Linked DNA regions of Homo sapiens: region 1 is linked to region 2. The links are chromatin contacts, found by Hi-C or POLR2A ChIA-PET in ENCODE. All regions are on one chromosome and are shown on one strand. The core of a region is the stretch at or near the end of the contact, and the rest is flanking DNA. Distances in the headings are between cores, read along the strand shown. Region 1 has its middle 110 kb from the start of BANF2. Region 2 has its middle 11 kb from the start of BFSP1.

Region 1 (6,128 bases), core at 453-2,952, 260 kb before region 2:
GCCCCACCCCCACTACTGCCCATGAGTCTTATGTTAAAAATAACAATGAACGACAAGAACTGGGGCTCTGCAGTCAGAAGGACAACATATGTTTTCCATTTTCTTCTTTCTCTTCCCTGCTTCTCTAAAAGTGGATTAAATATGAAAAAGCACTTCCCGAACGCTTGGGAGACACTGGGAAGGATTGTCCAATGGAGAAATTATTCTCCAGAGAATTTCTTAAAAGCCACTTGTTTTTAAGAAAACACATAAAACTCTTAATTATAAAATTCACACATATTCGTTAAAGAAAACTTGGAAAACACAGATGAATATAAAGAAAGAAAAATGCATTGACATTCTACTCAAAGAATCTTCACTAAACGTTTGCTATAGTCCTTTTCAATTTTTTTTTCCTATGCACAAAAAATGTATATTTTTGTTTGCCTGCTGTAGTTATAACTATATATTTTAGGGTGATTGTATGATTGTGGTGGGAAGATTCAAACCCTCCCTGGGGTCAAAGGAATGATTTGAGATCCCTACTTTTCAAACCTTCTGGGTATAAAGGACCTGTTTTTTTTTAAATTTCCAACCCATCACTGACCACATATGAAGCAGCACGCTATGTGTCACTGACCTTGTGGGTTCACTGTCGCCCCACCTGGGTCATGTTGAGTCCAGCAGACACTTGATTGGGTGCCAGAGCAATGTCAGATTGCTCTAAAAGTTTCTAAGCAATCACTCTGCTTCCACACTGATTTCTTTATGGCAGAACTGGCCTGACCATGATCACCAAACTACAGCCCTTGGGCCAAATCCTGCCTACCACTAGGTGTGAGCTAAGGATGGTTTTTATATTTTAAATGGTTGGGGGAAAAAATCAGAACAATGTTTCATGACATGAAAATTCCAAGAAATTCAAATTTAAAAAATTCAAATTTCAAAAATCAATGAAATTCAATTTTGAAAAGTCTCTTCGAGATAGAGCCATGCTCATTCCTTTGCACATATGTGGCTGCTTTCTCAGTACAACGACAGAATCAAGTCGCCGAGACAGGGACCGACCATCCTGGCCTAAAATGCCTGAAATATTTACCATCTGGCTCTTTACAGAAAAGTTTTGCTGACCCTGATCCAGTTCAATGGTTCCCACATTTGCTGCTTTTTATAATCATTGGAAACTTAAAAAAACAGTACAGCTCGCCAGTCCCCTCCCCGCCCCAGGTGACTGTGACGTCAGCAGTTCTGGGACGCAGCAGCCAGGTGTGCCCTCAAGCGGCTTTCCCAGGACGGGGCCCGCGGCTCTGTTCAGAGTCTCCTTTGGGACAAAACCCCTTGTGTCCCGAGCTGCTCCAAATGTGGTCCCCGCCACAACATTCCCCGTGGGTCCAGCCCTTTCCGGGCACCCTGTAGCTGGGGTTCACTTCCTCCTCAGCCCTCTGCACCATGACCTCGGCCTCCTTCTTCCTCGCAGCCTGCAGCAGGCCCCCTGGGCTTTCCCGATGTCACCCCAGCCAGGGCCTCCTCGGGCTCTCCCCAGCAGAGGGTTTCTAGAATTCTTGGCCTGCCCCCCCGGGGCGGCTGGGAGGAGCAGCCTGGCCCCACGTCCTGAGGGCCCGGCCACAGGGCTCGCCTCGTCTGGGCCCCACGCAGCTCCCACCCTCTGGTTTATGCTTCTGGCACCAGCACTGGAGTCCTGAGCCAAATGCACACATGGCCTGAGCAGTTCTGTGGGGGAGTGGAGAGGAGTGAGCTGGAAGGGAGAGAGCTGATAAAGCCGCGTCTCTGCCTGTGCGGATTCCTTGTCTTTCCTGAATTCCTTCCTCACTCCTCCATTTTTATATTTCTCATTCCTTTCCTCCTCGCTCCGTTCCCTCTTCCTTCTTTCTCCTCCTTACCCTGCTACTTCTCTCTCTGGCATTGTTACCCCTCCTGCCTTGAGTTTTTGAGTCAGATCTGCTACTTCTAGGACAACCCCCTCTTCCTGAATGGGATGTGGGACACAGCGGCTCAGGCTTCGGGGCTGGAAATGTGCTCACTTTATTCAGGGAAAATGTGTTCCGGTCCTGTCCTCAGAGAGCTCACAGTTTATGAGAGAGCCAGACAAGCCGCAGGCAATTTTATGTGTACATATGTGCTATTTGTTTGTTTGTTTGAGACAGGGTCTTGCTCTGTCGCTCAGGCTGGAGTGCAGTGGCAATCTTAGCTCACTGCGGCCTCAACTTCCTGGGCTCAAGCAGTCCTCCTGCTTCAGCCTCTCAAGTAGCTGGGACAACAGGCACCCCTCACCACACCCAGCTAATTTAAAATTTTTTTGTTGTTGAGATGGGGTCTCGCTATGTTGCCCAGGCAGGTTTAGAACTCCTGGCCTCGAGTAGTCTCCCTGCTTCGGCCTCCCATGGTGCTAGGATTACAGGTGTGAGCCACTGCACCTGGCCATGTGTTGTTTTTAAAATTTTTCTTTAATTGAAAAACAATAATTGTATATATTTATGAGTTATGATGTGATGTTTTGATATGTGTATACATTGTGGAATGATTATATCAAGCTAATTAACATATCTATCACCTCACATATTTACCATTTTTTTTGTAGTGAAAACATTTAAAATCTATTATTTTAGCAATTTTGAAATACACAATGCTTTATTATTAACTGTGGTCATCATGCTGTGCAATAGCTCTTAAAAACTTATTCCTGGCCGGGCACGGTGGCTCACGCCTGTAATCCCAGCACTTTGGGAGGCCGCGGCGGGTGGATCACAAGGTCAGGAGATCGAGACCATCCTGGCTAACACGGTGAAACCCCGTCTCTACTAAAAATACAAAAAATTAGCCAGGCATGGTGGCGGGCGCTTGTAGTCCCAGCTACTCAGGAGCCTGAGGCCGGAGAATGCGTGAGCCCCGGAGGCGGAGCTTGCCGTAAGCCGAGATCGCACCACTGCCCTCCAGCCTGGGCCACAGAGCAAGACTCTGCCTCAAAAAAAAAAAAAAAAAAAAAAAAAAAAACTTATTCCTTCAGTCTAACTAGAAATTCATATTATTTGGTCAACGCCCTCCCCGCTTGCCCCCAGCTCCTGGTAACCACCATTCCATGCTCTATTATTATAAATTCAACCTTTTTAGATCCTCAGATGAGTGAAATCTTGTGCTATATGTCTCCCTGTGCCTGGCTTATTTCACTAAGCACAGTGTCTTCCAGGTTCACCCGTGTTGTCACAAATGACAGGATTTTATTCTTTTTAAAGGGATAATAGTGCTCCATTGTGCATATAACCACCTTTTCTTTATCTCTTCCTCTGTCGATAGACACAGGTTGGTTCCATATATTGGGAATAGTGCTCAATGAGCATGGGAGCGCAGACATCTCAGACACACTGACTTCATTTCCTTTGGCTATATGCTCAGTGGTGGGACTGCTGGATATGGTAATTCTATCTTTCAGTTTTTTTTTTTTTTTTTGAGACAGAGTCTCTGTCTTTCGCCCAGGCTGGAGTTCAGTGGCACGAACTCAGCTCACTGCAAGCTCCACCTCCCAGGTTCACGCCGTTCTCCTGCCTCAGCCTCCCGAGTAGCTGGGACTACGGACACCCGCCACCAAGCCCGGCTAATTTTTTTTTTTTTGTATTTTTTAGTAGAGACGGGGTTTCACCATGTTAGCCAGGATGGTCTTGATCTGCTGACCTCATCATCCACCCGCCTCGGCATCCCAAAGTGCTGGGATTACAGGCGTGAGCCACCGCGCCCGGCCTATCTTTCAGTTTTTTAAGCAATCTTCATACTGTTTTCTGTAATGACTGTCCTAATTTAATTCCCACCAATAGAACCATAGGCTATTTAAATAGTGCCCTAAGGGGCAGCCTAGGGGTAAGAACAGGGCACTTGGTCAGGTAGCACCCAGCAAGAGCCCATCCTGGCTGTGTGTTATGTAAGGGGGAAAAGGTGATCAACTCAGTGCAGGGAATGCTGGAACTAAGTCATGTTCAGGGTAGACAGTGGCATCTGCCCATGGAAGCCGTGGACATGCCCCTTCTTAAGACCCATGGACACTCCCCTCACTGAAACCCACAACATGGTCTTAAGTAAGGGAGGCTCAGGAGCAGATTTATACTTTAGAAAACTCATCCTGGCTACAGTGGGGAAAGTAGAACTGGGGGGTACCAATCTAAAGTCAGGAAGGCCATTCTAATCCAGAGAGATGAGGCAGGCCTAAACTCGGGCTGGAGAGGAGGGAGCGGCTTTGAGGGATATTTAGGATTTGGGGGTTGGAAGTGAGGCATGAGGGAAAGTCATGATGAGGAAAGGATGACATCCAGTTTCTAGTGTGGTTCTCTCAGTGGATGGTGTTCTGTCAGTTACTTCTGTAATAATGCTGCATAACCAATAAGCCCACAGTCTCAGTGGTTTACATCAACAAAGATTTTATTTCACATCCATGAGACTGAAGGCTGGCTGCCGTTGGCTGATCTTGAATGGGCTTGTCTGGGCCAGACTTCTGATTGGGTTCAGGATGTTCCACATGACCTCATTCTGGAGCCTAAGCCAAAGGGCAGTAACTATCTGGTGGAAAATCATGGGAGGGAAGATCACACAAGCATCTTTAAAATCTCATCTTGCATCACATCCAGGGCAGAGGTAAATCAAGGCCACCAGAGGAAAGAGGAGATAAGGTCACTAGGGGCTGAGGGCTGGGGCTGCTGGCTGGAATATCTGTCTGGGTTTCCTCTTATCCCTAGGCCAACCGAGGTCACAGTTGTGATGTGTTTCTCAAGTCTTTAAAACGATGCCAGGGAACAGAGATGTGGTTATCAGAATTAGGTACAATGAAAGTCTTTTTCCCTCCAATAAATATTGGATGCACATCCACTACGTGCCAGATGGACCATTTCCTCCTGTGAGGTAGGCATGGCAGCTGGAATCAAGGCCTAAGTTTAAAGCTGTGTCATGGAAAATAGGTTTCTGGTGTCCTAAGGGTTAGTTGTACCATCAAATAGAATTTCCATGGGAATTTCAGAATAATCAATTATGTACACTTTATGAATTTAAAATTGTAGTTGGCTAAAATAGAGACCTGAAAAATAGTGGCTTAAATCCCCAAGTATTTATTCTCTAATTTGTTAGGAAGTTTGGAGATAGGCAATCCAGGGCAGAACCCAAGCTTGTTATGTCTTTCTGCTCCGTTGTCTGCAGCTTGCAGCTTCTACCCTCAGACTCACCTCATGGTCCAATATAGCTGCTAGAGCTCCAGCCATTCGATGAGATATAGGCTAGAAGAAGGAGGTAAGGCAAAAGGGATATTTTTCTCAATTGAGACAGGTTTCTCTAAAGCAGGCTTCCTGGAAACTCCATAAAACATTAAGGCTTACATCTCACTAGTCACATGACCACACTAGCTGCAAGAGAGATTGGGAAATTTGGTTTTAGCTAGATACATTGCTTCCCTGAGTAAAGTCAACATTCTGTTTTCAAGCCACAAAGGGAAAATAAATATTAAGGGGCAACCAGCAGTTTCTACTGCACCCTCTAAGTGTGTGTGTGTGTGTGTGTGTGTGTGTGTGTGTGTGTGTGTGTTCCCTCAGAGGGACAGAATTTAGCAGAAAGAACCCTGTATTAAACTCAAGACCCATGGACTTATTTTCCTATTTCTCTATTACTGGCTACATCAACAAGGCAAAGTCATATAATCTCTCTGAGGCTTCAGGTTCCTTTTCGGCAAAATGTACTATTGATCATCTTTCCTTCCAGTGTTATCAAAATAACCAAATAGGACCAAGAACTCTATGAATTTTAACATGATATTAAAAAATTAATAATAAATACCCGTTTGGACTAGAAGCGCCCTTTGACCCACTGCTGTCCACACCAAGCAGGCTGTTGTGCTCTCACAGAGCATAGCTGGAGGGTAGGAGTGGGGCAAGACTAAGTATGTGGATGGAGTTGGCCCTGTTGAGGCAGATGGTATCCTAATTCCTTATGGACAGTAAGTACCTTAGGAGAATGTTTACTTGTGGATGGTTAGTCTTGATCCAGTGGTTTCCAACCGCTCCAGTTGACTATGCTGTATAATAGACACTAACCCCAAAGCCTACTGGCTTAAAACAATAATTTGTCATCTTTCTGGTTGACTGGGCTCAGTAGGGCAGTTT
Region 2 (5,563 bases), core at 1,498-3,997:
CTTGATTGGTTTCAGTTACTGGGGAAGCCTATTATTACAGCTGCTAAAAGCTTGATGATTTTTGGAAAAAGAGGGATGTTTTACGTTTTCATGATGTCTTGGCTATTCCACAGCACTGTGAAAAATAACAGATACATCTGTAATTTTAGGTGATGGATATTCAGGAGGTGGTAAGAGGTTCAAAACAGAATTATGGTTTTAACTCCATATATTATTCCCAACTCTGTGTTGATTTAATGGGAACTCTCATACTGATTTTTTTAAGTTAGGTAATTTATTTCTTGTCTTAGTACTGCCATTAAAACCAGCATAGACACAGCTCTTTTGTTTTGTTACATTATTATCTCTAGAGAGCTGATCTATTAAAATAACTATGTAGAGGTACTTCAGCTAATTTGATTACCTGAAAACAATAATGTGGGGCTGTAGCAGTGGCTGTGCTGCACCCCCGTACCCCCTCAGCACTCACCTCTATGTGCTAAAGCCTGCTTACTCTAAACCATCTGCCACTTTCTGTCCCACAAGTGCTGCACAATTGGGAGTTGGGGCTGTGTAGGGAGCAGCCCTCAACCAATGATGGATAGGGGATTGGTGGATAAGTACCCAGCTTCGCGTCCCTTGCCTGGGATATCTCTGTGATGCATTCTACTCTGTCTCCTAGAACCCTTAGATATGTTGAGATCCAGTTGCCCCCATGGTGATGGTGGTCACCCTGCCATCATTGGCTACTTTCCCTTCCCCATCTCACTTCCCCACTCTTCTACTGGTGTCCTGGGATCATGTCCAAAATACATTACTTGTACTCAAATCCTTGCCACGGAGTTGGCTTCTGGGGGACTTCAAGCTAAGACGGATGCTTAAAATAAACATAGACCATGTGCAAAAAATAAAGGCAGATATTTGTTAAGCACTTACCATATGCCAGACAACATTTAAGTCTCACAACAACTCTTTTGGGAACTTCTATCACGTCCAGTTTATACATGAAGCATGTGAGGCTTAGAGAGGTTCAGTGTCTTGTGTAAGTCATGTAGCTAATGGGTCATGAAGGATTTAAATCCAGACTATTTAACTTAAGCGGACATAGTTTTCATGACCACATGTCCTACAACAGCATATCAAGTTGCTTCGCATATCTTCACTGGTACATATTTCATAAGCTTTTGAGGGCATTTTGCTGGTGGATTTTTCTGATAGATGAGCTGATAGATTTTTTGTAACCTATCAACAGTAATAATGTTGCATAACTTGGATGAGTCTGCATTCACCCAATGGAAATCTGAGTCACATGCCAGAAGGTTTTTTTTTTCTAGCCACATGAAGAAGTTCAATAATGTTTTATTTTCTCCTAGCTCTTCTAAAATGTTTTTGCAGCTAACACTGTTGCTGCTGTTTTTCTTAAAACTGGCTTCCCAGCTTAAAATTCATTGTGTGATAAATAAAGGTCACCATTTATGCTCTAATAACAAGTTGGATTGATCCAGGGTTTTAGTCGGTCATGACGCTGTGTGAGGCATATTCATTCCTAATGTGAAAGACAACATTTCATGGGCTCTGGATGACCCTTCTTTGAACTGAAATGCTCTTCTGGCTGCTGACTTTATCAAGTTTTTTCTTTGTTACACGGCAAAAGACACTCTCTGCTTACCGCCACTGTTGGTCTTCAGAAAGAATGAAACAAATGATTTGTGGTTCCTAGAAAATGTTATAAAATTGTTTCCCAAGTTAGGTCACTGCAGTTACAAAATTTTTGTTTCAGTAGAGGAGTTGGCCAAAAACAACAGAGCCAGTGGTCAGCCATTATTCCAGGGGAAAGAAAATATTGAGATTAGCTAGGAGTAACTGCCTCCTTTTCCACTGAAACAGAGACAGATTCCTCTAGCGGTGCTGAAACTATTTTGAGATAAATCTCTTTCTCTCTTTATTTACTGGCTGACTTCCCTAGTTTTTGAAATTGACTTATAAAATTTTGGAAGGCATTTTAACTTTATAAGGCAATTTATTATAAATTATTTTTCAGAAACATCTTGAGCCAACTAGAAATGAAAACAAACCATGTTCTCAGGCTATATACTCTAATTCTAGTCTAATTTTTTAAAACTTAGCATTTAAATTTAGGGTTCCATGTTAAACAATACACTTAGGAAGACTCTCTTTGAGCTTAATGAGACTGAGGAAAGAATGCCAAAATTTCCATCACCAGAGATATGGTATTATTCATAGGTAATGTGAGGTTAGTAAATGTTTAACAACTGACTTTTTTTTTTCTTTTTAAGATGGGGTCTCACTTTGTCACCAGAGCAGGCATGCAATGGTGCGATCATAGCTTACTGCAGCCCTGACCTCTTGGGCTCTAGTGATCCTCCCACCTCAGCCTCCTGAGTAGCAGAGACTACAGGTGCATGGCACCACACCTGGTGAATTTTTTTTTTTTTTTTTTTTTTGGTAGAGATGAGGTCTCTGTATGTTGCCTAGGCTGGTCTTGAATTCCTGGGCTCAAGCAGTCCTCCTATCTCGGCCTCCTAAAGTGCAGGGATTACAGGCATGAGCCACAATGCTTGGCCAACAGCTGACTTTCTAGGAGAGAAATGTCTTCCTTTGTAGTGTTTATCATTCTTGTGGTGTAGATACTCTCACCGTTTCCAATTTCAAGCTACCGATGAGGTGTCAACCAGCTTGCAAAATTCCTGAAAATTTAGCAATTGGCTCTCATGATCTACTAAGAGGCAACTCCAGAACACTCCTGCAGGTGACTCAGCCAGCAAGTGCCCCAAATGCAGGCAGGGGAACATTGATGTGTTGACTCTGCAATGCCCTGAAATTGATTTTGGAGGTTACGAGGACATCAGTTAGCAAACCCTCGCAAAGTGGCACTTTTGGTTACACTGTGTGTGTCACCCCAAAACTCAGGTTACCTTGAGAAAATAATGTACTCTGAGAGAATTTGGTCCAAAATATCCTATTTAATTGTTGTTCTTGCCAAGTCATGCAATTAGGGTCACCGAGGACAGTCCAAGTGCATTTTACAGACAAGGACCACTCACAGCTCTGTGGCTCTGGTTTAGACTGCTATGTTCAGCAAAGGCTGACCACAGAACAAAATAAGCAACCCATATCCAACTTGGATGCTACGCTTTGTAATGGATTTTGTTTTCGGTTGACATCTGAAAAGCCACAGCCATTGAGGATGCCTGGGAAGTGTCTTCATTAGCTATCACTTAAGGACCTCTCTTATTTTGTTCATCTTCTTAAAATAGAAAGCTCTTTTCCAAGGAATTAACTTTTTCTTTTCATGTGTCTTATAACTATAGTCTTTCTGCTGACTGGTGCACTGTTCTCTTTCTTAATAAATGTATTTTTGTTCTGTCCCTATATATTTCCTCTAATGATGACAGACAATGTAAACCTAGCCATCATAGCAGACAGCAAAGTAAATTTCAATTTTGGACTGCTACTAAATTTGACCATGCCCCTTGAAACAGCCCAATCAGCGAATGTGGAATGAGAGGGCCTGGAACTGCTGGTAAGATCCCTTGTAATGATCCATCTTTGGCCAAGCACTATTCAGCTTTCCCATTTAAGAGTTTCATGACAAACCTCCCAACATGCAAAAACTTTATCTTTTATTTCAAGTTTCTATCTAATATTCACTAATTATTATTTTTTTTTTAGAGACAGGGTCTCACTATGTTGCCCAGAATGGGGTGCAGTGGCTATTCACAGGAATGATCATTGCTCACTGCAGCCTTGAACTCCCGGTCTCCAGTGATCCTCCCGCCTCAGCCTCTCAAGTAGCTGGGATTACAGGTGCATGCTACAGCTCCTGGCTCTAATATTCACTCACTCTTTAATTCATTTTATTGGGCATCCACTTTGTGTCAGAAGCTTTAACTAGTTGCTGAATGAGATTTTGTAGCTCCCAGCGTTCCTAGTATCTAACGAGCCAAATGAATCAACAAAGCATGGTGAAGTGCCCATGGTGTAGTAGCAACAGTGGGAAACTATTACTACCTGTAGGCTTTAAAGGAGCAGGAGGAAAGGATCTTGGAGGAGAGATTATGCCAGAGCAGAAGGGAAGCAGGAAGGGAGTCTTTTTGATCTCCTGACAGTGACTCCCATTTGCCAAACCCTACAGGAAGCTAGAGGACATGAGAGGCACCCGGAGGTGATGCAGTCTGGGAGGGCCAGGCTTTCAGCGTTTTAGAGAGGCATGGAGAAGGATGGAGGGTGGGCACCTGGGGAGATCCTCAGGTGGACAATGGCCACTGAGGGATGCCCAGCATTGCTATCAGCCCTGCCCTCAAAGAGCTGCAGTCTAGTGAAGATACTCATACAGCAGGTCTGCCAGGTAAACAGCGGGGGACCTTAACTGGAATGGTGTCTTGGGGTATGGGGGCGTGGGTGTGTAGAACTGAAGACCACTTTAGACATCTTCCTGCATACATTAATATACATGAGGGGTTGGGTGGGAGGTGTAAAGGAGTAGGGAAGATATTGGTGTCAAAGCTGAGGGTGACAGGCAAATGGAGAAAAGGATGATGTATGCTGGGTGAGAAGTAAAGCCTGATGACATAAATTTCAAATAAATGAAGGCATAGAAGTCAGTAGGAGTTGATCATGAGCAGGCAGGTGGTAGAGGGTGGAATAGCAGGAAATATTCACATCACTTGTAGCTCCTTACCAAATGAACTAACAAGTCAGATGGTTGGAATAGGTCATTCTTTGAATTTTGGCCAGACCCTGCTAAACAATGGCGAACTTCTGTAAACTGACTATTTTTAGAATTTCATTAGAAAACTTCATGTGGAGTTTAGGTCTGAGGGGCCGTTGAGGGGCTTAAAATGTATAGTATACTCCTAAACTGTACCTTACTATACTCCTAAACTGTATGCACAATATGAAAATAGTTCATAAAATAGCTTGCACTATTGTTGTCCCCCCCAATTTCAGGTCAACGCTGGGAAGCTAGTGAACTTTGGAAGATAGAACATGTTCTCTTGTGTTCAATCAGTCCCTACTGATATTAATAGAAAAGTAGACCTGGACCTACAAAACAATGGACAGCCCAAATGTATGTTTCTTTTTTTAATTTTTGTCTTTTTTTTTGAGATAGAGTTTTGCTCTGTGGCCCATGCTGGAGTGCAGCGACACAATCATGGCTCACTGCAGCCTTGACCTGCCAGGCTCAGTCTATCCTCCCACCTCAGCCTCCCGAGTAGCTAGGACTACAGAGGTACACACCACCATGCTCAGCTAATTTTTTGTATTATTATTATTATTTTTTATATATAGCGACAGGGTTTTGCCATGTTGCCCAGGCTGGTTTCAAATTCCTGTGCTCAATCAATCCACCTGCCTCAGCCTCCCAAAGTGCTGGGCGAGAGCCAGATGCCCAGCCCCCAAATGTATGTTCAATCTATGAATATATGAATGTATATTTCTATCAGAAATATATTCATGGGCTGGGCATGGTGGCTCACACGTGTAATCCCAATACCTGGGGAGGCTGAGTCAGGAGGATCACTTGAGGCCAGGAATTCGAGACCACCTGAGCAGCACAGCA

Evidence for each region. A loop is a pair of places that touch in the nucleus more often than their neighbours do. ChIA-PET counts read pairs that join two places held with the same protein, here RNA polymerase II (POLR2A). Pooled maps may share reads with other maps.
Region 1: a loop to region 2 is called in a pooled map, with 2.1 times the contacts of the local background. The contact joins two enhancer-like sites. A Hi-C loop is called at or near these places in 1 of 50 pooled maps. POLR2A ChIA-PET finds 5 or more read pairs at or near these places in 2 of 52 experiments (HEK293T and HepG2).

The regions. Positions count from the first base shown.
Region 1 is chr20:17,802,390-17,808,517 of GRCh38, reverse strand. No RefSeq gene overlaps it. Among named protein-coding and RNA genes, the nearest start is that of BANF2, 110 kb to the right of the region's middle. RefSeq lists an enhancer at 5,171-5,340. Within about 2 kb of position 1,702, at least 23 of the 41 ENCODE cell types and tissues checked have a DNase peak (open chromatin) inside an H3K27ac peak, as active enhancers do.
Region 2 is chr20:17,539,309-17,544,871 of GRCh38, reverse strand. It overlaps a transcript of BFSP1 not described here. Among named protein-coding and RNA genes, the nearest start is that of BFSP1, 11 kb to the right of the region's middle. Within about 2 kb of position 2,747, at least 8 of the 41 ENCODE cell types and tissues checked have a DNase peak (open chromatin) inside an H3K27ac peak, as active enhancers do.